3 separate regions of the Homo sapiens genome follow, and all the other regions are linked to region 1. The links are chromatin loops, found by intact Hi-C in ENCODE. Cell type or tissue: PC-3. All regions are shown on one strand.

Region 1 (8,000 bases):
GGTGTGATAACACATACCTGTTAAGTACTCAGGAGGCTGAAATGTGAGAATCACTTGAGCCCAAGAGGAAGAGTCTACAGTGAGCTGTGATGGCGCCATTGCACTCCAGCCTGAGGGACAGAGCAAGACCCTGTCTCAAAAACGTGTGTGTGTGTGTGATATATACATGTAACATTTTCTCAAAAACTTTAGCTAGTTCCTCATTCCCCCAATCATACTTCAAAAAGGACATAGAGGATGTCCCCAAATCATACATCAAGAAGGACATAGAGGATATCCCAGGTGTTGCATACCTTGAAGCCAGAGGAAAAATGAAGCTGCCAGAAAAGTCACAACTTGAACATAAAGATTGCCTATCCTTTTAAGGAAACCACCCATATCCTAAGGAAGCCCAGTCCAGAGTTTCCAGATGAACATTTGTTCATTTCAAAGAAGGCTATGCCTTTGTTTATTCCACACATATTCCTGAGCGCACACTATATTTCAAGCACTGTGTGGGCACTGAGCAAACATTAGTAAGCATTGGTAAAAGTGGTCCTCACCCTTGTGGTGAGGGTACAGTCTGATGAGGACAGATAGAAAGGAAAGAAAGGTGGGAGTGATACAGGGGAGGGAGGGAGGGAGGAAGGAAGAAAGAATTTCAAATGTGATGAGTGCTCTGAAGAAAATAAAAACAGTGCACAAATAATGGGGATTGCTAGGATAGAGATCTTCACAGAGTTAATAATGAAGTGCTGCTAGCTAGACAGAATGGTAAGCTAGTAGCCTTTCTGAAACAGGAACATTTGGGCTGACATCTGGAAGTTTCAAAGAGCCTGGGAAATACCTTCTTGTTGGAGGGAACCTATTATGCCAAACTTTAAGGTATGAAGGAGCATGGAAGGTTCAGGAAATGGTAGGGAACCAGTGGGGCTGGAGAGTGTGAGCAATGGGACATGGGACAATGCTGGAGGTATGGGCAGGAGACAGATTACACAGGGATACTGGTCACAGTGGAGACTTTGGGATTTATTTAAACAATGGGACGACATTGCAGAGGTAGAGACTCTCAGATGTCTCACTGCCCAGATTGCAAATTACACCAAGCAAATACAAGATTTACATTTTAAGAAATCACAATGACTTCCGTGGAGCAAGTAGACAAGGGGAAAGCAAATAATCAGAAAATTCAGATGTGAGGTTATTGCAGTAAACCCAGAGTCAATGGGTAATCTAAGCTAGGTGGTGCCAGCAGAGATGGAGAGAAATTGACTAACGGGAGGTGAGCCTAAAATTGGAAGTGACAGGACTTGCTTGGGGACTGAATGTGAAAGGCAATGGAGAGGGAGGATTGGAGATGACTTCATGACAAGGTTGAGCAATGGATGAGATGAGGAAGACAGGTGGAGGGATGGGTTTGGTGGTGGAATGGAACTGAATTAACAGTTCCATTTTAAACATGTTAAATATAATGTTGGTTCGTCATCAAAGTGGAGCTGTTAAGTAGGCACACGGACAGATGCATCTGAAGTTCAGGAGACGGGTCAGAGCTGGAGAGTTATTTTTGGAGTCATTTGGTCTGTTGCCAGGGCAGCCAATCAGCAGAGCTAAAATATCCAGATTTTCCTTTTCCATCCTTCTGGTCTCCCAAAAGCCCTTTGATACAATGCAGTCTCCACGCTCTGGTGCAAAACAAGTATTAATACTTATGCAGGCATGGACTGGAAGAGAAAGCAGAAAGACAGAATGCTTTCATTTGTCAAGACGGCATGATTATAGATATATTTTTCCTTTCTATTTTCATATCTACTGAGAGTTGTTGGCATATTTCTTCAACAAATCACTTTAAAAATAATAAAATATGGTCTGAACTAGTGGTGAAAAGGATCTGATATCTGCAGGGGCTGGAAATGCCCCCTTGTTCCCTGTCACCCTGGTCTGTCTTGGTAATCTTCAGTAACCTCAATGGAAACTGGGAGAAGGTCCTGCAAAGAGAGTAACAGAGACAGAAAGCATTCAAGGTGAGCAATGAGACATCTAAGACCCACTGCACCTTTAGCATCATAGCCAATCTGAGCTGGTAAAGCTTTTGGTACCACTTTGTACAATCTCTTCTCCCCAGTCCTAGTTCACAAATGTGGAAATTGTGTCCTAAAGGTATTAGGTGATATGATCAAAATAAAACAACACAACTCTCAAGCCACAATTCCAGGTGTGCAAAAGTATTACTTTTTAAAACTTCTCCATAATCTTTTTTTTAAATTTTATTATTATTATGCTTTAAGTTTTAGGGTACATGTGCACAACGTGCAGGTTTGTTACATAATTTATATTTTAAACACCCTACCCATGAGCTTAATCATGGTCAATTTAGGATCTCCTCCATCAAAACGGGGTCCCCCAGCCTCCGCATCCCCAGTGGTGTCTAAGGTGCCTTGGTGACATCAGTCCATGCAGGTATCTGCTAAGATGTCTGCCCCCTGTGAAGCTCCTGGCAGTAGATCCACACAGGGGCTTCTAGCAATAACTTCTTTCTGATCCCAGAGCTTCTCCACACCATTGGATTTCAGCTCCACCCATAATCTTCTTAAGCACACTGGAAAATGTGACTACTCTGGCACCCCCAGAAGATTCTGCAGGATGGTCTCAGGTCCTCTCCCCCTAAGTTGAGCATAGATCCCATTCTGCTCTTCTGCTGCCAGGCCAGGCTGGGAGCTGGAACTCCAGGAACCATGTCACCAGGAAGGAAGACACAAGTCCTCCTAACTCCCCAGCTCCTCCAAATTTGACCTGGGGTTTGCGGGAGCAGGTTGTAGTACTCTTGTCAGGGGCCCATCAATGTTGGTTCTCTCAAGCACTCCTCCCCTCTCCCACAAACTGGGCAATGCCCCCTCAGGTAATCAAGATGGAGGTTGGGTCAGGGGTAAGTGGTGAGGAAGGGGCTGGCTCTGCAGAGCCCATATTTTTCCAAACGTTTGCATCTTCCATCTGGATCTCAGCTTTTGCAACTTAAAGGTGCATTTGCTCTCTGTTTCTGCGGTGACAGCCTCCCATGAGGCAGATGCATCACATTTTTCTGCTGCCTAATTTGGCCACTGTCAAACATACAATACTGAAGGAAAGGCATTGGTGAAAACAGCACTGCCAGAGCTCTGCAGTGACACCAGCAGGCATGTTTTATAACGATGCGTCAGAATCCTCTACACGCTAAAGTCGAGTGAATCTTAACCCTGTGAACATACTCGAATCTTCAAACTATACATTTTTTATGCGTGAGTTATACCTCAGCAAAGCTAGAAAAGAAAAAAAAAGATGTCTGCATTAACCACGCAAAACACACCAATTCCCTGTGTGCCTTATCCCTATAAATTTCTAATACTCTTCCATTAGTAAAAGGTGGGAAGAGAGAAAAGAATGAGTTTCATGAAAACCATTCGGAACCCTCATTTTTTTTCCAGAGTCCCTGATGTAAGTGATCTCAGGCTTGGCAAGAAAAAGCAAAAAAGTCAGATAGAAGGAAAGTTCAGACTTATTTATTATTTATTTACCTTGTTCTCAGAAACTAAAGCTCAAAATCCACAACCTGTAGTTTCTGTGATGCTTTAATAAAGGTGATATTGGACTCATCCATATACAAGTGTTTTTTGTTTGTTTATTTGTGTGTTTGTCTGTTTTACCATATTCATTCTCTGTGCACAGAGACAGTGAGCTACTTGAATTTTTTCCCCAGAAGCCTCCAGACAACTCCCCTTCACATCTCAACATGTGTCCCAGCCTCAGGGGACTGGCTGCCATAACTGCCTTGGACCAATGATGATTCATCTCCTGGGGCTGGGGAAGGGCCTAGGTTTCCCTGAAACTGTTGCTGGGTGGAATGGCTATTCTGTTAGCAAGGCAGGAGGGACATTTGGCTGTGCAGAGGCCCAAACAAGGGTATCTTCCAAAATGGATGGTGAATTCAGTGAGCTATGGAAAACTGCACCCTCCTAGGATGCAAAGCCCTAGACATTTCCAGGCCTGTGAGGTGCTGAATTCATGCCAGAGAAGATTTTGGCTTCAAGAACCAGAACTTTGGGAGCTTCATCAAATATCCCCAAGGAAGAGCTTGTCATAGAGAGACTGCAGCAGGTAGTAGAACCGGCCAACTTCAAATGGGACTTTGTCCAGTTAGGCCTGGACAAAGAGCAATGGCCATAGTGACCCATAAAGACTGAGAACCAGAATTCATCTCCTTTGTCTTGGAAGGCAACAGCCCCGGTGCCCTGATCCAATCCAAGAGTGGAGTGGGGAGCTATGGAAAATAGCTGCTATTCACTTTCTCTCCAACCATGGTAGAGGCACATGCTCAAACTGGATTTCATAGGATTAAGAAAAAAAAATCTTAACATTACATGCTTATTACAAAGGAAAAAAGAATACAGTGGAAATGCCTGGAAGACATCACAAAGTAATCAAAGTGAACATGACTAGTAATGGGACCGATTGTGTGCCTTCTGATTGGAAGCAATGAGAACACAGCATCACTTCCAGATATTCCTGCCAAAGGTGCCAAAACCTGACTCTCATCATGAGGAAGTGTTAGAAAAATACAAAATTAGGGGCATTCTACACAATAACTGGCCTATACTTTTAAAAAGTGTCAGGGTCATAAAGTAAAGGAAAGGAGATTTTTTTTCTATATTAAGGAAAACTAGAGAGGTATGGCAACTAAATGTAACTGGATCCTTTCTCTATAAAAACATGTTATTGAAACAATTGGCAAAACTTGTAGGGAATCTAAAGATAAGATGGTAATAATGTGCCTATGTTAATTTCCTGATTTTGATGGTCTGGTGGTCATGCAGGAAAATGTTCTTATTTGTAGGAAATACGCACTGAGATATTCAGGGGTGTCTTAGTCCGTTTGGGCTGCTATAACAAAATGCCATTAGCTGGGTAATTTATAAACAACAAAAGCTCATTTCTCACATTTCTGGAGGCTAGGAAGTCCAGGGTCAAGGCACCAGCAGGTTCACCATCTGGTGAGGGTTTGCCCTCACTTCCAAGATGTCACCTTGCTCCCTGTCCTCACATGGCAGAGGGGATAAACGCTGTGTACTCACATGACAAAAGATGGCTGAGGAGCTCTCTTGAGCCTCTTTTCTAAGGGTACTAATCCCATTCATGAGGGTGGATTCCTCATGACTTAATCACTCCCCAAAGGCCCTACCTCTTACTACCATCACATTGGCTATTAGGTGCTAACATGTGGATTTGGGGAGATACCAACATCCAAGCCATAACCAGGGACGATAAGGCAATATGCCAGCAATTTATTCACAGATGTTTCTGAAAAGAGGCTCTTTATCCCACACTTGTAACTTTTCTACCAGATGAAGATTGTTTCCAAAAAAACTGTAATTAAGTAATATTCAGGTATTATGGAGCAATTCATATCTGCTGCAAAACAGATAGGTAGCTGACATACACTGAAAGCGTGCTGTGTGCCAGACTGTTCTGAGTACTTTCCGTGTTATAAACTGCGTTACTCTCATAACAACCAGATGAGGTATAACCTATACTTACCTTAATTTTGCAAATGAGAAAAAATGAGACACAAAATTTTATTGACTTGTCCAAGGTTGCACAGCTCCTAAGTGCCTGGCTGGAGTTTGAACCCAGGCAGTCTGGTTCAAACTCCCTTGTTCCTAACTACCACATACTCTCTTCTGATACTTTTGTCCAGTCCAATGGCCTTATATATCATTGAAATATAGCTCAAGGACTCAAATTTATTTCTCCAGCTGGGACTTCCCCCATGAATTTCATGTCCATCTGTCTACTCAACAGCTCCATTTGTCTGCCCAATAATATCTCAAAGCTTACATCCCAAAATCTGGCCTTCTGCTTATCCCCCAAAACTCTGCTCCACCCACAGACTCCCCCATTTCGGCTGATAAGAACTCCATCTCTCCAGCTGATGAGCCAAAAACCTAGGAGGTATGCTTGATTCCTCTCCTCTCTTATCCCGCTCCCTTTATGTCAGGAAATTACATTAGCTTTAAAATATATTCAGAATCTGACTATTTCTCACTATCCCCATTGCCAGATTTCACCCTTCATCCTCTCGTTCCTGGATTGCTGCCATTAGCCCCTCACTGGTCTCCCTATAGCCAGCATAGGAATCCTTTCAAACAAAGGCCAGATCATGTCCCACCTCTTCCCAAAACTTGCTACAGCTGCTCATCTCACTGCAAGTAAAGCCAAAGTTCTTACCTTGGCCCTCACAGCCCCTCACCACCTGCTTACCCCAACCCCCTTTCCCTGGTCTATATTTCTTTCCACAGGCCTTATCACTTTCTAAGATACTATATCATTTACTTATTTACTTTATTTATTATTGTGTATTGCCTGCCTCCCCAATTGGGATGTGTACTTCAGTTAATAAGGACAGTGAGTTTTGTCTGCCTTATTCACTGATGTATCCTAAGCACCAAGAATAGTTCTGGTACATAGCGCATGCTAATATTTGTTGAATGAATCAGTGACTACACCCTACAATCTCTCATATTGGGGTGAGAGCAGAAATGAAGAGAAGGATGAATAGACAGCAGGAGACAGAGGGGGAGAAAGAAGAGAGAGCCCCTAGGTCTAGGGCTGCAGAGAACATTCCTTAGTCCTGCCAGCTCTAATAGCTTGTCCCATGATCTGTGGCTAGAAGTTATCACAATATTTATGAAAATCACTCTTTGGGAAGGTAGCAATGAATACTGGATAGTAAGAAGGAGTTTGTGTGCTTGTTCTGGCCTCAAACCCAGGGCTGATCAATGTCTACCATTTCCCTGGCTCCTGAAAGATGCATTCTCTGATGTGGAGCATTGTCATGTGTCATTACCAGGTTCCAGGGAGGGAAAGTGAAGAAAGAGCTGCCCTTTGCTTCACCTCTTCTGAGTAACAGGGTTGAAATTCTCTATCTTCTCTCTGGCTCCAAGCACTCTCCTGCCCTGCCCCTCCCTTCTTAGGATAAATCCAGTTAACAGAGCCTGAGGCCCCAGGCACCATGACTGGCCACATCCAGTCCACCCACATCGGTGGCCCCTGGCCAACTTTACTGCCAACCCTACTTGTGGGATGCTCCTGTGTATAGGATAAAGCACACAGAACAAGGTGCTGGGAGGCTGAACCCAAAGGCTACTAACATGGCAGACCAAGACGAGCGAGAAAGGAAAAGCCCATACAAAATAACAACAACCTTCCCCAATTTCTTTCCAAGTCAAGTTTACCCAAACTTGTTGAACAGTCTCCCTTTGTGTTCCTGTCCCTGTACCCAGTTTATTGAACAAGCTGGACTCAGTAGGGTTGAAGCAGAAAGCTGCTTCATTCTTCTTCACCACTGCCCTTTCAAATCTGCCAAATTATTCCTCCTAAGAGGCAGTAATGGTACCTATTATTCAGGTAATAAAAATTGCAATCTCTCATTCAATATGAGTGATGGTGGGCTTCTTGGCTATTTTCCACCTTGCTCTTCCATTCTTCTTTTCTCTCACTGCCACCTCTGGAGCAGAGGAAAGGGGAAACTAAGGACTAAGGCTGGGGTGATTTATGACTTGCCCATATTCTTGCCACCTCATCAGGCCAAGGGCAGGATTTAAACCCAGATCCCCCTGACCAGAAGCAGAGGTCTTTCTGCTCCACTGCAGCTATAACACATTTATCTCTCTTTCCCTCTCTATAACACACACTCGCCATAACACACGTATCTCTCTCCCTCTCTCTCTCTCTCTCTCTCTCTCTCACACACACACACACACACACACGGTGTGGGGAAGGCGTTTAGGTCCTTCCTAGCTAGACATTCTGCTGCCGAAATAATGATGCCTGAATATTTGGTGAGAACAAAAGCGCTGCATACATAGGCATGTCAAAAGGAAGCCTAAAAATATTTAACAGACACAAAAAATAGTCGGAATCCAGGTGTTCAGGCTGCTTTAGGGAGGTGTTGCTTCCCGGGATGTTGGGAGACTACCAGATAAATGCTCACG
Region 2 (8,000 bases), 230 kb before region 1:
GGAAGGGGAGCTGGCATGTGCAGAGATCACATGGCAAGAGAGGAAGCAACAGAGAGAACAGGGGAGATGCCATGCTCTTTTGAACCACCAGCTCTTAATCATAAGAAATCACTCACTGTGCCCACCCCCCCACCCTCTGCAGGGAGGGTATTAATCTATTCATGAGGGATCTGCCCTCATGATCCAAATACCTGCCATTAGGCCCTACCTCCAATATTGGGGATTGTATTAGTCTGTTCTCACACTGCTAATAAAGACATATCCAAGACTAGGTAATTTATAAAGGAAAGGAGGTTTAATGGACTCACAGTTCCACATGAGTGGGGAGGCCTCACAATCATGGCAGAAGGCAAAGGAGGCACAAAATCATGTCTTACATGACGGCAGGCAAGAGAGCTTGTGCAGGGGAACTCTTATTTATAAACCCATTGGATCTCGTGAGACTTATTCACTACCACAAGAACAGTATGGGGAAACTGGCCCCATGATTCAATTATCTCCACCTGGCCCCACCCTTGACATGTGGAGGCTATTACAATTCAAGATGAGATTTGGGTGGGGACACAGCTAAACCATATCAGGGATCAAATTTTAACATGAGGTTTGTAGTGGACAAACATCCAAACCATAGCAAGTGATCAATTCACCTATCAATAACCAATAAGCATATAAAAAGCTTCTTACTCTCTAGTAAATAAAGATGGCAAATTAAAACAATAAAATGTAATTTTCTATCCATCAGATTGAGAACTTAAAAAGTGATAATTGATAATTCCTCAAGCTAGAGAAAGTACAAGGAACCAGACTCCCATTATCTGCTGGCGGGAGTGTAAACTGTTGCAACTTTTCCTTCACAGAAATACCTACCTAAGAATGTTTCGATCTGTTCTATTAAGTATCAGATGGCAGGTTCAGAACAGTGCATATGATTTTCTCTCATTTAGAAAATGTACCAGTGGTCTTCTCTGGAGAGTGGGGCTGAGGGTCTAAGTAGAGATGGAAGTTTTTTTTTGAGACGGAATCTCACTGTTGCCCAGGCTGGAGTGCAGTGGTGTGATTTTGGCTCACTGCAACCTCCACCTCCCAGGTTCAAGCAATTCTCCTGCCTCAGCCTCCTGAGTAGCTGGGATTACAGGTGTGTGCCACCATGCCCAGCTAATTTTTATATTTTTGGTAGAGACAGGGTTTCACCATGTTGGCCAGGCTGGTCTCAAACTCCTGACCTCAGGTGATCTGCCTGCCTCAGCCTCCGAAAGTGTTACGATTACAGGCATGAACCACCGCACCTAGACAAGGAAGCTTTTTTAACCATAGAATCTTAGGTAACTCTTTTTCTTACCATGTACATATATACTGTTTAAGTATCCAAATTTTAAAACCAATTTTTAATTTTAAAAATCTCAACTTGAATTTATCTGAGATTTCAGCTCATATTCACTGCAGAGTTATTTATAATATCAAAAAATGCAAACTTTATATCCAACAGTTTGGTATAAATTGGAAAAAAATAAACTAAACATTAAAAACCATATTGTGGAATATTTTGCAACATAGGCAAATATTCAAATACAGTAAATGAAAAACTGATTATAGATTATATTTCAATCTCCAATTGTGTAATAATCATATATGTACACGTATATGGTCAGGTCTCACTCTGTCTTCCAGGCTGGAATGCAGTGGCATAATCATTGCTCACTACAGCCTCAAACTCCTAGGCTCAAGGATCCTCCCACCTCAGCCTCCCAAGTAGCTGGGACTACAGGTGCATGCCAGTATGCCCTGCTAAACTTCATATGTTTTTGGAGAAACAGAGTCTCACTATTTTGCCCAGGCTATGCTTGAGCTCCTGGCTTCAAGGGAGACTTCTGCTCTGCTCACCCTGAAGATCTCAACTTAAAAGCCATATCCTGGCCGGGTGCGGTGGCTCACGCCTGTAATCCCAGCGCTTAGGGAGGTTGAGGCAGGCAGATCATGAGGTCAGGAGATTGAGAGCATCCTGGCTAACACGGTGAAACCCCGTCTCTACTAAAAATACAAAAAATTAGCTGGGCATGGTGGCATGCGCCTGTAGTCCCAGCTACTTGGGAGGTCGAGGCAGGAGAATCGCTTGAACCTGGAAGGCAGACATTGCAGTAAGTGCAGATGGGAGATCGCGCCACTGCACTCCAGCCTGGACAACAGAGCAAGACTCTGTAAAAAAAAAACAAAAAAAAAAAAAACAAAAAACCATATCCTGGAGGATGCAAATTAAGTCACATCTGCCAGGCAGGTATTCCCTTTTTTTTACAGCAGGTATCTCACATGATAATTACAAATACATTTGCCTCTCAGCCAACAAATATTTATTGAACCATACTCTGTGCCAAGCAATGTGGTTGGTACTAGAAATTAGGCGGAAAAATTCTTGTTCTTGTGTAACTTGCACTCAAATAACTGTAAGGTTACGCCTGTGCTAAGTGCTAGGAACGAGTATGTGGTAGTCCGAAAAACCCATGAAAAGGCAAATTGTACACAGAAACTAGCAAGGATTGCCCTAATACAAGAAATCCTAAGGAGGGGAATTAACCAGACCAAAGAGGGCATCGTTACCCAAGGAACCACACGTTCAAGAAGTAAAAGGCCAAAAAGGCTGTAGCAGAGCCAAGGGGAGTGTGCTGGAAGATGCCAGGCATGCCAGGCCGCCTGCACGTGAAGCACTTGTTGATCTGTTGTCTGGAAACAATGGGGTTATTAGGCGACGGGCAGAGGGAGGATCATACCTGATTAATAGGGACGGTTCCCCTCTGGGCTGAGAGTCTGTGTGTCCGTCTCACTCGGTGGCATCCCAGGAACCCAGAATAGCACTGCACGTAATAGGTGCTCCATAGGGTACCGGCCTGGGTGAACGGGGGACGGGCCTCTGCGGCCGGATGGACCACCCAGGGCCACACCTCCAGCGGCGACCCACATCCACGGCCCCCATATCCCAGGGCGGCCGCAGCAGGAGAGGGAGGGAGGGAGTCCCAGGGCCGCCCCGCAGACCGCCCCTGCCCTCTGGGTCCCCACGCCGCTGCCAGCCTCCTGCCGAGGTTCGGACTCCCGGGGGCCTTGAGGAACCGAGAAGCCGCCTCCTCCCGGGTGGGCGACGTCGCAGGACCGGGACGCTTCACAGAAGTCTCCCTACTGGGCACTCATCTCCCGCGGCCGGCAGCACCGGGCTCTGGAAGTGCCAAGACTTTGTTTTTTCAAGAGACAGGGTCTGGCTGTATTGTCCACGCTGTCCTTGAACTTCTGAGCTCAAGTGATCCTCCCACCTCAGCCTCCCTGGTAGCTGGGACTACAGGTGGATGCCGTCATGCCTGGTTACTAGAGGGACTTACACACACACACACACACACACACTAAAAAAAACCTACTAAACTACTTTTTAGAGAAGTTTTAGGTTCACAGAAAAATTGAACAGAAAGTACAGGGAGTTCCCATATACCCACTTGGTGTTGTACACTCTATGGATGTATAATGACATGCATCCACCATTGATGTATTGTACAGAATAGTTTCACTGTCCTAAAAATCCCTGTGCTCCACCTATCCAGCCTCTCTTTTTTTTTCTTTTTCTTTTTCTTTTCTTTTCTTTTTTTTTTCTTTTTTTTTTTTGAGATGGAGTCTTGCTCTGTCACCCAGGCTGGAATGCAGTGGCGCGATCTCAGCTCCCTGTAACCTCTCCCTCCCGGGTGTAAGCATTTCTCCTGCCTTGGCCTCCTGAGTAGCTGGGATTACTGGCACGTGTCACCATGCTTTGCTAATTTTTATATTTTTAGTAGAGACGGGATTTCACCGTGTTGGTCAGGCTGGTCTTGAACTCCTGATATCAGGTGATCCCCCTGCCTCTGCCTCCCAAAGTGCTGGGATTACAGACATGAGCCACTGCACCTAGCTGACTAAACCTCTTTTCTTTATAAATTACCCAGTGTCAGGTATTTCTTTATAGCAGTGTGAGAACAGACTAATACAGTAAGTATTATACATAAATGCAGCTGGTCTTCCTAAGGATGGTTGCCCCTTAAAGGAAAGCTCAGTTTCGTCCAGCAGTTTCCCGTAATTTTAGAATTTCCTTTTCAAAAGTGTCCAAGGCTAGGACAGTGTATCAGGTCAAAGTGTGTTGCTTTGTGAGCATCACTCCACAAAGTGTCACCAGTGAGTCATGAGTCCCTCTCCTGCATGTAACAGCTGTTCATGCAATTCTCTTCGAGAGAATTGAACTCATCCTCATGTTTCCTTTGGTTTTGAACAAACAGGAATTGGTCACAAATGAAAATACAAGTCTGAATTTCATGCAATAGGGAACAGCTACAATTTTAACAGCATGCTATGTAATTTTAGGCCAAAAGAAATGAAACTACTTATGGTAGACTGCCAATGCTACGACCTGGAACACCTGCTGTGAAATAGCAGCAGAGGAGACAGTTATCTTTTGTTTTATTCCTGAAACCAGAATCTCCTGCCCATAGACAGAGATCAAAACCTCCATTCTAAAGAGAGGCAGTTGGAGAGAACAGCCCAAATAAAGGCAAAACCTCACCAAAAAAGAAAGGGAGATCTGAATTCAGGAGGACTCACCCTTTTACACCCTGTGAAACCTCTGGAGTCTGAGGAACATAGTGCATTAATGCTGGTACCAAGCACTGAGCCCAAGAGGGAAGGCAGCATGTTCAGTGTTGGGAGGTCCCTCTGAATCCTGCTGACTACAGCGGACATGTCTACCTAAGAGAAGAAGCTTAGATAAAATTAATATAAGTAGAAGGTCTATTTGGGCCAAATTTGAAGACTGTAACCCAGGAAACACCTCCAAGTCACTTTGGAGAATAAAGAACAGACTCGAGCTTTTAAGGAAAAAGGACAAACCAGGGGAGGGGATGATTACAAAAGTTTTTGTCAGGAATTCTCATTGCTTTACAAAAATAACATTGATTAGTAACCTTTATACGTTATTTAACTATAGAATATGACTTATAGTGTCCACATATGGCATTGTTACATTAAATTGTATCTACCTGGGGCATCAGTCAGTCTAGAGTCCACATGGCAAGCAGCCTCAAGAGATGGTTACTTAGCTGAAGGAGGGAAGTGGGACATGACTGCTTTCTCATTCCAGTGCCTCTCTGGGCCTGATAATTGAAAGGGGCATTGCATTCCTCAGATTAAAAGGTTTTTGTGCAATTTATATTAAAATACGGATGTACCCAGAATTTATTTAATTACCCTTTACTTTTTCCTGCTGTGTATTGTTTTTAAATCATTATGTAATCTAAGGGTAGCATTATGCTTTCTGTCAGGCCTCCAGCCCAAGCTCAGCCATCATATCCCCTGTGACCTGCATGAATACATCCAGATGGCCTGAAGCAAGTGAAGAATCACAAAAGAAGTGAAAATGGCCGGTGCCTGCCTTAATTGATGACACTCCACCATTGTGATTTATTCCTGCCCCACCTTAACTGGGTGATTAACCTTGTGAAATTCCTTCTCCTGCCTCAGAAGCTCCCGCACTGAGCACCTTGTGACCCCCACCCCTGCCCACAAGAGAAAAACACCCTTTGACTGTAATTTTCCACTACCCACCCAAATCCTATGAAATGGCCTCACCCCTATCTCCCTTTGCTGACTCTCTTTTCAGACTCAGCCTGCCTGCACCCAGGTGATTAAAAAGCTTTATTGCTCACACAAAGACTGTTTAGTGGTCTCTTCACATGGATGCACGTGACATTTGGTGCCATGACTCTGATCGGGGGACCTCCCTTGGGAGATCAATCCCCTGTCCTCCTGCTCTTTGCTCTGTGAGAAAGATCCACCTATGACCTCGGGTCCTCAGACCAAGCAGCCCAAGGAACATCTCACCAATTTTAAATCGGGTGAGTGGCCTCTTTTTACTCTCTTCTCCAACCTCTCTCACTATCCCTTAACCTCTTTCTCCTTTCAATCTTGGCGCCACCCTTCAATCTCTCTCTTCCCTTAATTTCAGTTCCTTTCCTTTTCTGGTAGAGACAGAGGAGATGCGTTTTATCCATGAACCCAAAACTCCGGCACCAGTCACAGGCTCGGGAAGACAGTCTTCCCTTGGTGTTTAATCACTGCGGGATGCCTGCCTGATTATTCACCCACGTTTCAGAGGTGTCTGATCACCGCAGGGACGCCTGCCTTGATCCTTCACCTTAGTGGCAAGTACCACTTTGCTGGGGCACAAATACCCCCCACCCCTTCTCTCCATGTCTCTACCCTCTCTTTTCTCTGGGCTTGCCTCCTTCACTATGGGCAACCATCCACCCTCCATTCCTCCCTCTTCTCCCTTAGCCTGTGTTCTCAAAGACTTAAAACCTCTTCAGCTCACACCTGACCTAAAACCTAAACACCTTATTTTCTTCTGCAATGCTGTTTGACTCCAAAACAAACTCGACGATGGTTCCAAATAGCCAGAAAACGGCACTTTCAATTTCTCCATCCTACAAGATCTAGATAATTCTTGTCATAAAATGGGCAAATGGTCTGAGGTGCCTGACATCCAGGCATTCTTTTACACATCGGTCCCTCCCTAGTCTCTGTTCCCAATGTGACTCACCCCAAATCCTCCTTCTTTCCCCCCCACCTGTTCCCTCAGTCCCAACCCCAAGCATCGCTGAGTCTTTTCAATCTTCCTTTCCTACTGACCCATGTGACCTCTCCCCTCCTCCCCAGACTGCTCCTCTTCAGGTCGCTCCCCGCCAAGCTAAATCAGGCTCCGATTCTTCCTTGGCCTCTGCTCCTCCACCCTATAATCCTTCTATCACCTCCCCTGTGCACACCTGGTTCAGCTTACAGTTTCATTCTGAGACTAGCCCTCCCCCACCTGCCCAACAATTTCCTCTTAGAGCGGTGGCTGGAACTGAAGGCATAGTCAGGGTACATGTGCCTTTTTCTCTATCAGACCTCTCTCAGATCAGCCAGTGTTTAGGCTCTTTCTCATCAGACCCCACTAAATATATACAGGAATTCCAATATCTAACTCTGTCCTACAATTTAACCTGGAGTGACTGAAATGTCATCCTAACTTCTACCCTATCCCCAGATGAATGGGAAAGAGTTTTTTCTCCAGCCCAATCTCACGCTGATAACTGCCGGCTTCAAGAGCCAGACCTCCAGGAAGGCATTAGAGCAGTTCCCCGAGAGGATCCCCAATGGAACTATCAGGCAGATTCCCCAGGTATAGCTAGGCAAGATTATATAATTTCCTGCCTAGTTGAAGGGTGTAAAAAGGCAGCTTACAAAGCTGTTAAAGAACTGTTAAAGAACAAAGCTTAAAGAAACTACCCAAAGTAAACATGAAAACCCCGCCCAGTTCATGGCTGGTTTGGCAGCAACCGTGAGATGCTTTACAACGCTAGACCCTGAAAGGTCAGAAGGCCGTCTTATTCTCAATATGCATTTTATCACCCAGTCAGCTCCTGACATTAAAAAAAACTTCAAAAATTAGAATCCGGCCCTCAAACCCCACAAAAGGAATTAATTAACCTCGCCTTCAAGGTGTACAATAATAGAAAAGAGTTGCAATTACTTGCCTCCACTGTGAGAGAAACCCCAGCCACATCTCCAATACACAAGAACTTCAAAACACCTAAATCCACAGTGGTCAGGCATTCCTTCAGGACCTCCTCCCCCAGGATCTTGCTTTAAGTGCCAGAAATCTGGCCACTGGGCCAAGGAATGCCTGCAGCCCAGGATTCCTCCTAAGCTGTGCCCCATCTGTGTGGGACTTCACTGGAAATCGGACTGTCCAACTCACCAGGCAGCCACTCCCAGAGCCCCTGGAACTCTGGCCCAAGGCTCTCTGACTGACTCCTTCCCAGATCTTCTTGGCTTAGTGACTGAAGACTGACATTGCCCAATCACCTCGGAAGCCTCCTGGACCATCACAGATGCTTTGGGTAACTCTTACAGTGGAGGGTAAGTCCGTCCCCTTCTTAATCAATACGGAGGCTACCCACTCC
Region 3 (8,000 bases), 210 kb before region 1:
TTGTGCGTTGAGAGTTATGTATTTTATAGTCACTCAGAAATCCAAAGTGAGGAAGTAGCTTCCATCAGAGCCTTGTGGGTCTTTGTGGAAGGGAGCAGTTGATCCACAGAGGCTTTTGCCATTAAATGCACAGACCACAAATTATACCCATCACTTCTGCTCGCAACTCAGTGGTCTAAAGAAGTCACATGGCGCCACCCAATGCAATGATTCAGAAAAAGCAACACTCCATGTGGCCAGAAAGTAGAGAGACAAATATTTGGCAAAGCATGATATTTCAAAGGAGGGTTCAGGAGTTCTACTCAGGTCCTCAACCTCATGCTCTACCATTAAACTGGACCTGACTCTGCCACAGTGTTCTCACTTGTAATACAGTCTCATGGTACAGGCTTGTTGTGAGGGTTAAATGAGATAATACATGCAGTGTGCTGAGCTCAAGGCCCACTCCTGGTGTATACTCAGTCAATGAAAGTCATTGATAAACACTTTAGAAAACATAAGCATCACATAAGGATGATTAAATGACTGTTTTGTGTTTTCCTCCAGGAGCGGCAGGTGAGGAGGAGCTGCGGGTGATTCAGCCTGAGAAGTCAGTGTCAGTCACAGCTGGAGGTTTGACCACTCTGTGACCTCCCTTTGCCCTTGGGGCCCATCAGGTGGTTCAAAGGAACTGAAACAGGGCAGGAACTAATCTACAGTTCAAAAGGAGGCCACTTTCCCAAGATAGCTTGCATTTCAGACATCACAAAGAGAAACAATACAGACTTTTCCATGTGCATCACTAGCATCACAAGAGCCAACACTGGCACCTACAACTGTGTGAAGTTCTGGAAAGGGGGCCCTGACATGGAGCTTAAATCTGGACCAGGCACTGAGTTGTCTGTGCATAGTGAGTACAGTGTGGGCCTCCTTCGTCCCCCAGTGTGTGACAATAAGTCAATAGTAACACCTTCCATTCATTGAGCAACAATCGGGTGTGGTGGTGGGTACGCATTTTCATGAACTGGTGTCACCCCCTTCTACAGATCAGTTAAGTTAAGGCCTGATGCATCATGCTATTCACTCAGGCACCCATGGCCTGTAAATGGTGGGTAAAGTCTGTAACACTGGTCTGCCTTCTCCACAACTTGTCTCTTCTCATCTGGCCCAGCCTTTGGTTTCTGCAGATGAGGGAACTGAAAGATTGGGTGACTTGCCCAGGCACAAGGCCAGATCTTGCCTTCTGCCTCCACAGAGCATTTTCCCCCTCTGGGTGGCCGAGTCTCCTTTTTATATAACTGGTACTCACTGAAAACCTACTATGTGCCAGGCTCTGCCCTGGTTGCTGTGTAAGCTGCAATGAACAAAACAGGGAAAAACTTGTCTCTCACAAACCTTACCCTCTCTTTCCTTCCAATGAGAAGGAATTTGTTCGGGGTGGGAGGGGGATTGTGTTTTTCTTAGTTTAATCTTCAAAAAACATCACATTGGGAAGATTTCTGAGAGGCACAGATCCATTGTTTAATCTGATGGCCCTGCTGGGCATAGATGCCGTGAGCTTTGGTGTTTGTGGATCTGTTAGAGAAACTCTTGTGTGATTCAGGGATTGACTTACACAGGTACTGTAGGCTGCAGTCAGAGGTGGTTCATCTCAGAATATCCCTCTCTCCAGGGAAGAGGCCTCCCATGTGAGTGACTTAGAGGTTTCCCAGTAGAGTTAGCAAAGACGCTCACTTTGGGTTTCCTGCCAAAGATCTAGATTCACAATCTAACTCCTGATCCTGGGATGTTAGCACAGGAGGGATCTTCAGACCAGCCAGTCCAACCCCCTGTTGACAAACAAGAGCCTGAGGCCAGGAAATGACATGGGTCTTGCCCACAGTCACAGGGCCAGTTAGTGATGGGATCCAAATTAGAGCTCAGATCCGATTCCAGGCAGGTCCTTCTTGCCCTGGTGTTAGACACCGTCTCCACAGAAGAGCCTGGTACATCCTAGGTGCTGAATAGATGTTCCTTGAACATAACCACTGAGAGGCAGCCAGCACTTCCCCTTTTCACCACCTTCCCAAGGTTCAGAACACCCCTGACATTCAGACCTCGAGCCTGACTGGAAAACAGTAAGTATTTTATTTTATTTTATTTTATTTTATTTTAATTTTGAGATGGAGTCTCCCTCTGTCACATAGGCTGCAGTGCAGTGGCAACATTTCGGCTCACTGAGACCTCTACCTCCCAGATTCAAGTGATTCTCCTGCCTCAGCCTCCTGAGTAGCTGGGACTACAGGTGCCTGCCACTGTGCCAGGCTAATTTTTGTATTTTTAGTAGAGAAAAGGTTTCACCATGTTGGCCAGGCTGGTCACGAACTCCTGACCTCAGGTGATCCACCCACCTCGGTCTTCCAAAGTGCTGGGATTACAGGCATGAGGCACCACATGTGACCCGTTTCATTTTATATAAAGATTCTATATCAGGACATAGACAGCTGCTCAATTAATACCTGTAGAGTACTCCAACTTATGGAGCTATCAAACTTAGTTTACAGTCTTCTGTTAATGGATATGTAAGTTGTTCCCAACCTTGGGCTACTAAAACAACGCTGCAGTGGGTGGCCTTGTATATGTACATGCGTCATCCTGCTCAGGTGGAAGACACCCACTGGAAGTGACATTGCCGGGTCACAGGGTGTGTGTGTTTTAAGGTATGTAGCTATTGCTAATGTTTTCTTCTTGATGTTGAAATAATCAGCACCCCCCACCACCACCCTGCATCCCTTGAACATAGGTAGGGAAGGTGGTTTTACCCTGATTTTGCAGATATTACAAAGACATTGAAATTCCACGATGGTTCATATTGTGCCTAGGCAAGCACCCTTATTAAGGCTCAGGAGTAACTCAGATGTGCTGACTCCTAGTAGAGTGTTCATTCCTGTTTTCCAAGCCATTAACCTAAACGATGCCCTGGATTAGATTGGAGAAAAGTGAGGAGGGGACCAAAGAGTGGCAGCTGTCCCAGATGCTGTGTCTTCATCTGGCATTTTCTCCTTATAACCAGTGCTATGAGAGGGAGACCATTTGCTGCCTCATTTATAGATGAGGACACAGGTTTAGAGAGGGGACCTGACTTGTGAGCAGGCAGAGGAGCCAAGTTTTGACCCCCAGCTGCCTGACACACAGCCCTTGTCTCCGCAACACCCAGCTGTGCTTGCTGAAGTGTAGGGAAATGCTTCAACCTTCTCGTTCTAAACTGTTGTATTGTTCTGTTCTATATCACTAAACATTAAAAAAAAAAAGAAAAAAAAGGCTTCTTCTTGTGTGGGTAGGAGGGGCTGGCTTGACAACCCCCATCAGAAAGTTCCTGCAGGCATTATATGTTATGTTGAACCTGTCCTAAAAGATATGTCTTGGCATTTAGGACTCTTCTTACATGTGCCATTTCTCCTTCATCGAGCAGCATCCATGGAGCTGAGTCCAGCCTCCTGCCTTTCAGCAGACCACACTGAAACCACCTTTGCAAAATTATGAGAGACAGTGAAAGAGATCTAACTTAACTGACTCCATCTTGCTTCTAACCTCCAAGCTGTCCTCGTTCATTCCTGGACGTAGGCTGAACTAACTTTGGGAGAAACTTAGTTTATAGTTTAAACAAAGATGGTAACAGCCCTTTCCCAAAGCAGACCTTCTTGCCTGGAGACTAGAATGCCTTTGTAGGACTAACATTAGCCACAAGATGAGAAATTATGGTTTAGGAGTCATGCAGCTGGAGGCTACAAGATTCTGACCCTCCCTAAACTGCTCCTAAGATCAGTGCTTGAGATATTTGGCAGACTCTGAACTTGATGTATCATCCGGCACCACCCAGATCCAAAAACTGGCTCCTCTGCTCTTATGGCCACCTGCCCAGGAACTGACTCAGCTCAGGAAGACAGCTTCGACTCCCTATGGTTTCATCCCTGACCAATCAGAACTCCTGGCTCACTGGCTTCTCCTTACCCACCAACTTACCCTTAAAAACTCTGCTCCCCAAATGCTCGGAGAGACTGATTTGAGTAATAATAAATCTCTGGTCTCCCGCAAAGCCAGAATTGTGTGAATTACTCTTTCAAGCAATTCCCCTGTCTTCATAAATCGACTCTGTCTAGGCAATGGGCAAGGTGAGCCACTTGGGCCATTACAACGTGCCCACCCACTCATGGTGCCGAAGACTAAGGATGTGGGAATGAGACATTTCCTAGAGTTCTCATGCCCCGTGTGAGCAAGAGTTTACATTCTTTTTTGGGCTATTAGGAACCCAAGGTCTTCTGTTTATGGGTACAGAGTAACCATAGGGAGCCCAAGGGGAGAACTACAGAGTAACCAGCCCTGGGCACCCAGAAGGGAGACTTCTCCCTAGAATTGCATTAAGTCAAGAATCTGAAAGGGACAAGGGAGGTGGCAGTCATTGTTGGGGATGTTGAAGTTCTAGTGCTTACTCTTTGATGAACAGGGAAGCTTGGCAAAACACAGGAAATGCCCAAGTCATGCACGGGGGATAAGAAGACAGTGCCTTCATCTCTCTTAGTCTCAGTTTTCTCATCTGTAAAATCATGACAATCTTGGACTCCTTTAGGAGAGTGGAAAGGACTTAAGATTCTCTCTGTAAATCACCTAACACATTGTAGGCACTCTCCCAAATCACGTGTTATTTCAAGGCTGTGTGATCTCAGGCAACCCAGTTCCCTTTGCTGAGCCTGTTTCTTCATATGTAGGGTGTAGATAATTACACCAATCATTCCAGGATGTTAAGAGGATACAGCTAATCTGGGGAGAGAATAGACCAGTAAATGATGGGGTTGTTTTCCCAAGGTTGTGTGATCTTGGTAAAGTCTTGGCTACCCTCGAGTCCTCAGTTTTCCCATTTGTGAAATGGTGATGATCATGGTCACCATTATGGACTCTGTGGGGATTGGAGAGGATGTGCACAGAGTTCTGGATGGTGATGGTGTTAGGGTTATTACTGAGTGTCAGTAGCACAGTGGTTAGGAGAGCATGGGTTGGAGCCCCATCACCTGTGCCACATCTCAGCTCTGACATTTCCCAGCTCTGTGATCTGGGACAAGGCACTCCACCATCGTGGGCCTCGGTATCCTTACCAGTCAATTGTAACTTGACTTGGGAATATCTTCTCCAACTGTATGTGTTGTTTGTTTACTCTGCTGATTATTTATTTTGCTGTTCAGAAGCTTTTTAGTTTAATTAGGTCCCATTTATTCATTTTTGTTTTTGTTGCATTTGCTTTTGGGGCTTAGTCATGAATTCTTTGCTGAGGCTGATGCCTAGAAGAGTTTTTCCAACCTTGTCTTCCAGAATTTTTATAGTTCTAGGTTTATATTTAAGTCGTTGATTCATCTTGAATTGATTTTTGTATGAAGTGAGAGATGAGAATCCAGTTTCATTCTTCTACATGTAGCTTGCCAGTTTTCCCGGCACCACTTATTAAATAGGGTGTCCATTCCCCAACTTATATTTTTGCATGTTTTGTTGAAGATCAATTGGCTGCACATATTGGGCTCTATTTCTTGGTTCTTTATTCTGTTCCATTGGTCTATGTGCCTACTTTTATACTAGTACCATGCTATTTTGGTAACTATAGCCTTGTAGTATAATTTGAAGTCTGGTAATGTGATGCCTTCAGGTCTGTTCTTTTTGCTTAGTATTGCTTTGGCTATGCAGGCTCTTTTTTTTTGTTCCATATGAATTTTAGGATTGTTTTTTCTAATTCTGTGAAAAATGCTCCTAGCATTTTTATGGGAATTGCATTGAATTTGTAGATTGCTTTGGGCATTATGCTCATTTCCTTAATATTGATTCTTCCAATCCATGAGCATGGGATGTGTTTCCATTTGTTTGTGTCACCTATGATATCTTTTAGCAGTGTTTTGGAGTTCTTGTTGTAGAGATTTTTCACTTTCTTGGTTAAGTATATTCCTATGTATTTTATTTATTTTACAACTGTTGTTTGTTTTCCTAGGTATTTTATTTTGCAGTTGTTTGGGACTGAGTTCTTCATTTGATTCTCAGTTTGGTGGTTGTTGGTGTGCAGCAGTGCTGCTGAGTTGTGTACGTTGATTTTGTAACCTGAGACTTTATCAAATTCATTTATCAAATCTAGGAGTCTTTTGGAGGAGTCTTTAGGATTTTCTAGGTATATAATCATATCATCTGCAAAGAGCAATAGTTTGACTTCCTCTTTTCCCATTTGAATGCTCTTTACTTCTTTCTCTTGCCTAATTTCTCTGGCTAGGATATCCAGAACTATGTTGAATAGAAGTAGTGAAAGTGGGCATCCCTGCCTTATTCTTGTTCTTGGGGGAATGCTTTCAACTTTTTCCCATTCAGTAGGATATTGGCATAGGTTTCTCATCTATGGCTTTTATTTTTTTGAGGTAGGACTCTTCTATGCCTAGTTTTTTGAGAGGAGAGTTTTTATCATAAAGGAATGCTGGATTTTGTTGAATCCTTTTTCTGCATCTATAGAGATGATCATATGGCTTTTGTTTTTAATTCTGTTTATGTGATGTATCACATTTATTGACTTGTGTATGTTAAACCATCCCTGCATCCCTGGGTTGAAGTCCACTTGATCATGATGAACTATCTTTTTGTTGTGCTGTTGAATTTGGTTAGCTAGTATTTTGTTAAGGATTTTTGCATCTATGTTCATCAGGGAAATTGGTCTGTAGTTTTCTTTTTTTTGTTATGTCCTTTTCTGGTTTTGATAATAGGGTGATACTGGCTTCATAGAATGATTTAGGGAGGATTCCTTCTTTCTCTATCTTTTGAAATAGTTTCAGCAGGATTGATATCAATTCTTCTTTGGATGTCTGATAGAATTCAGTTGTGAATCCATCTGGTCCTGGACCTTTTTTTTTGTTTGCCATTTTTTTGATTACCGATTCAATCTCGCTACTTGTTATCGGTCTGTTCAGAGTTTCTATTTCTTCTGGATTTAATATAGGAGGGTTGTATGTTTCCAGGAATTCATCCATTTCCTCTAGGTTTTCTAGTTTATGTGCATAAAGGTGTTCATAGTAGTCTCAAATGATCTTTTGTATTTCTGTGGTGTCAGTAGTAATGGCTCCAGTTTCATTTCTAATTGGTCTTATTTGCATCTTTTCTCTTCTTGGTTAATCCAGCTAATGGTCTATCTATTTTGTTTAGTTTTTCAAAGAACCAGCTTCTTGTTTTATTGATCTTTTGTATTTTGTTGTTGTTGTTTGAATTTCATTTAGTTCTGCTCTGAGCTTTGTTATTTCTTTCCTTCTTCTAGCTTTGGGTTTAGTTTGGTCTTGTTTCTTTAGTTCCTTGGAGCATGATATTAGGTTGTCAATTTGTGCTCTGTCAGACTTTTTGATGTAGGCATTTAGTGCTGTAAACTTTCCTTTTAACACTGCTTTTGCTGTTTCCCAGAGGTTTCGATAACTTGTGTCATTATTATCATTCAATTCAAATAATTTTTTAATTTCCATCTTGATTTCATCATTAACCGAGTTATCATTCAGGAGTGGATTATTTAATTTCTGTGTATTTGTATAGTTTGGAGGGCTTCTTTTGGAGTTAATTTCTAGTTTTATTCCACTGTAGTCTGAGATGATACTTGATATGATTTTGATTTTTAAAAATTTATTGAGACTTGTTTTGTGACCTAGCATATGGTCTATTTTGTGCTGATGAGAAGAATGTATATTCTGTAGTTTGGGGGTAGAATGTTCTGTAAATATCTGTTAAGTCCATTCGTTCTAGGGTGTAATTTAAGTCCATTATTTCTCTGTTGACTTTCTGTCTTGATGATCTGCCCAGTGCTGTCAGTGGTATATTAAAGTCTTCTACTATTACTGTGTTGCTGTCTGTCTCATTTCTTAGATCTATTAGTAGTGGTTTTATGAATCTGGGAGATCTAGTGTTAGGTGCTTATAAATTTAGGATTGTAATATCTTCTTGTTGGATTGATCCTTTTATAATTATATAGTGACCATCTTTGTCCT

The links. A loop is a pair of places that touch in the nucleus more often than their neighbours do. Peaks named below come from ENCODE experiments on the same cell type or tissue, not always from the same donor. Only the 100,000 strongest peaks of a DNase experiment are listed, where the experiment ranks them.
Region 2: a loop joins it to region 1, with 17 times the contacts of the local background. A loop is called at or near these places in 18 of 110 quality-filtered maps.
Region 3: it touches region 1 in a loop (8-fold over the local background); 3 of 110 quality-filtered maps call a loop at or near these places.

Annotation. Positions count from the first base shown.
Region 1 is chr20:1,504,552-1,512,551 of GRCh38, reverse strand. No RefSeq gene overlaps it. Among named protein-coding and RNA genes, the nearest start is that of SIRPB2, 17 kb to the right of the region's middle. In PC-3, a CTCF peak has its summit at 3,139; DNase peaks (open chromatin) are centred at 3,131 and 6,961; H3K27ac peaks cover 3,518 bases.
Region 2 is chr20:1,730,883-1,738,882 of GRCh38, reverse strand. It overlaps LOC124904858 (a long non-coding RNA gene), which reads left to right. Exons shown (of 3, transcript XR_007067498.1): 3 at 5,657-5,707. Among named protein-coding and RNA genes, the nearest start is that of SIRPG, 77 kb to the right of the region's middle. In PC-3, a CTCF peak has its summit at 4,175; a DNase peak (open chromatin) is centred at 4,182; H3K27ac peaks cover 1,809 bases.
Region 3 is chr20:1,715,059-1,723,058 of GRCh38, reverse strand. It overlaps the pseudogene SIRPB3P. Among named protein-coding and RNA genes, the nearest start is that of SIRPG, 61 kb to the right of the region's middle. RefSeq lists enhancers at 32-602, 799-848, 603-1,175. In PC-3, no CTCF peak of the experiment used is centred here; DNase peaks (open chromatin) are centred at 608, 1,748, 2,648 and 3,868; H3K4me3 peaks cover 308 bases; H3K27ac peaks cover 6,353 bases.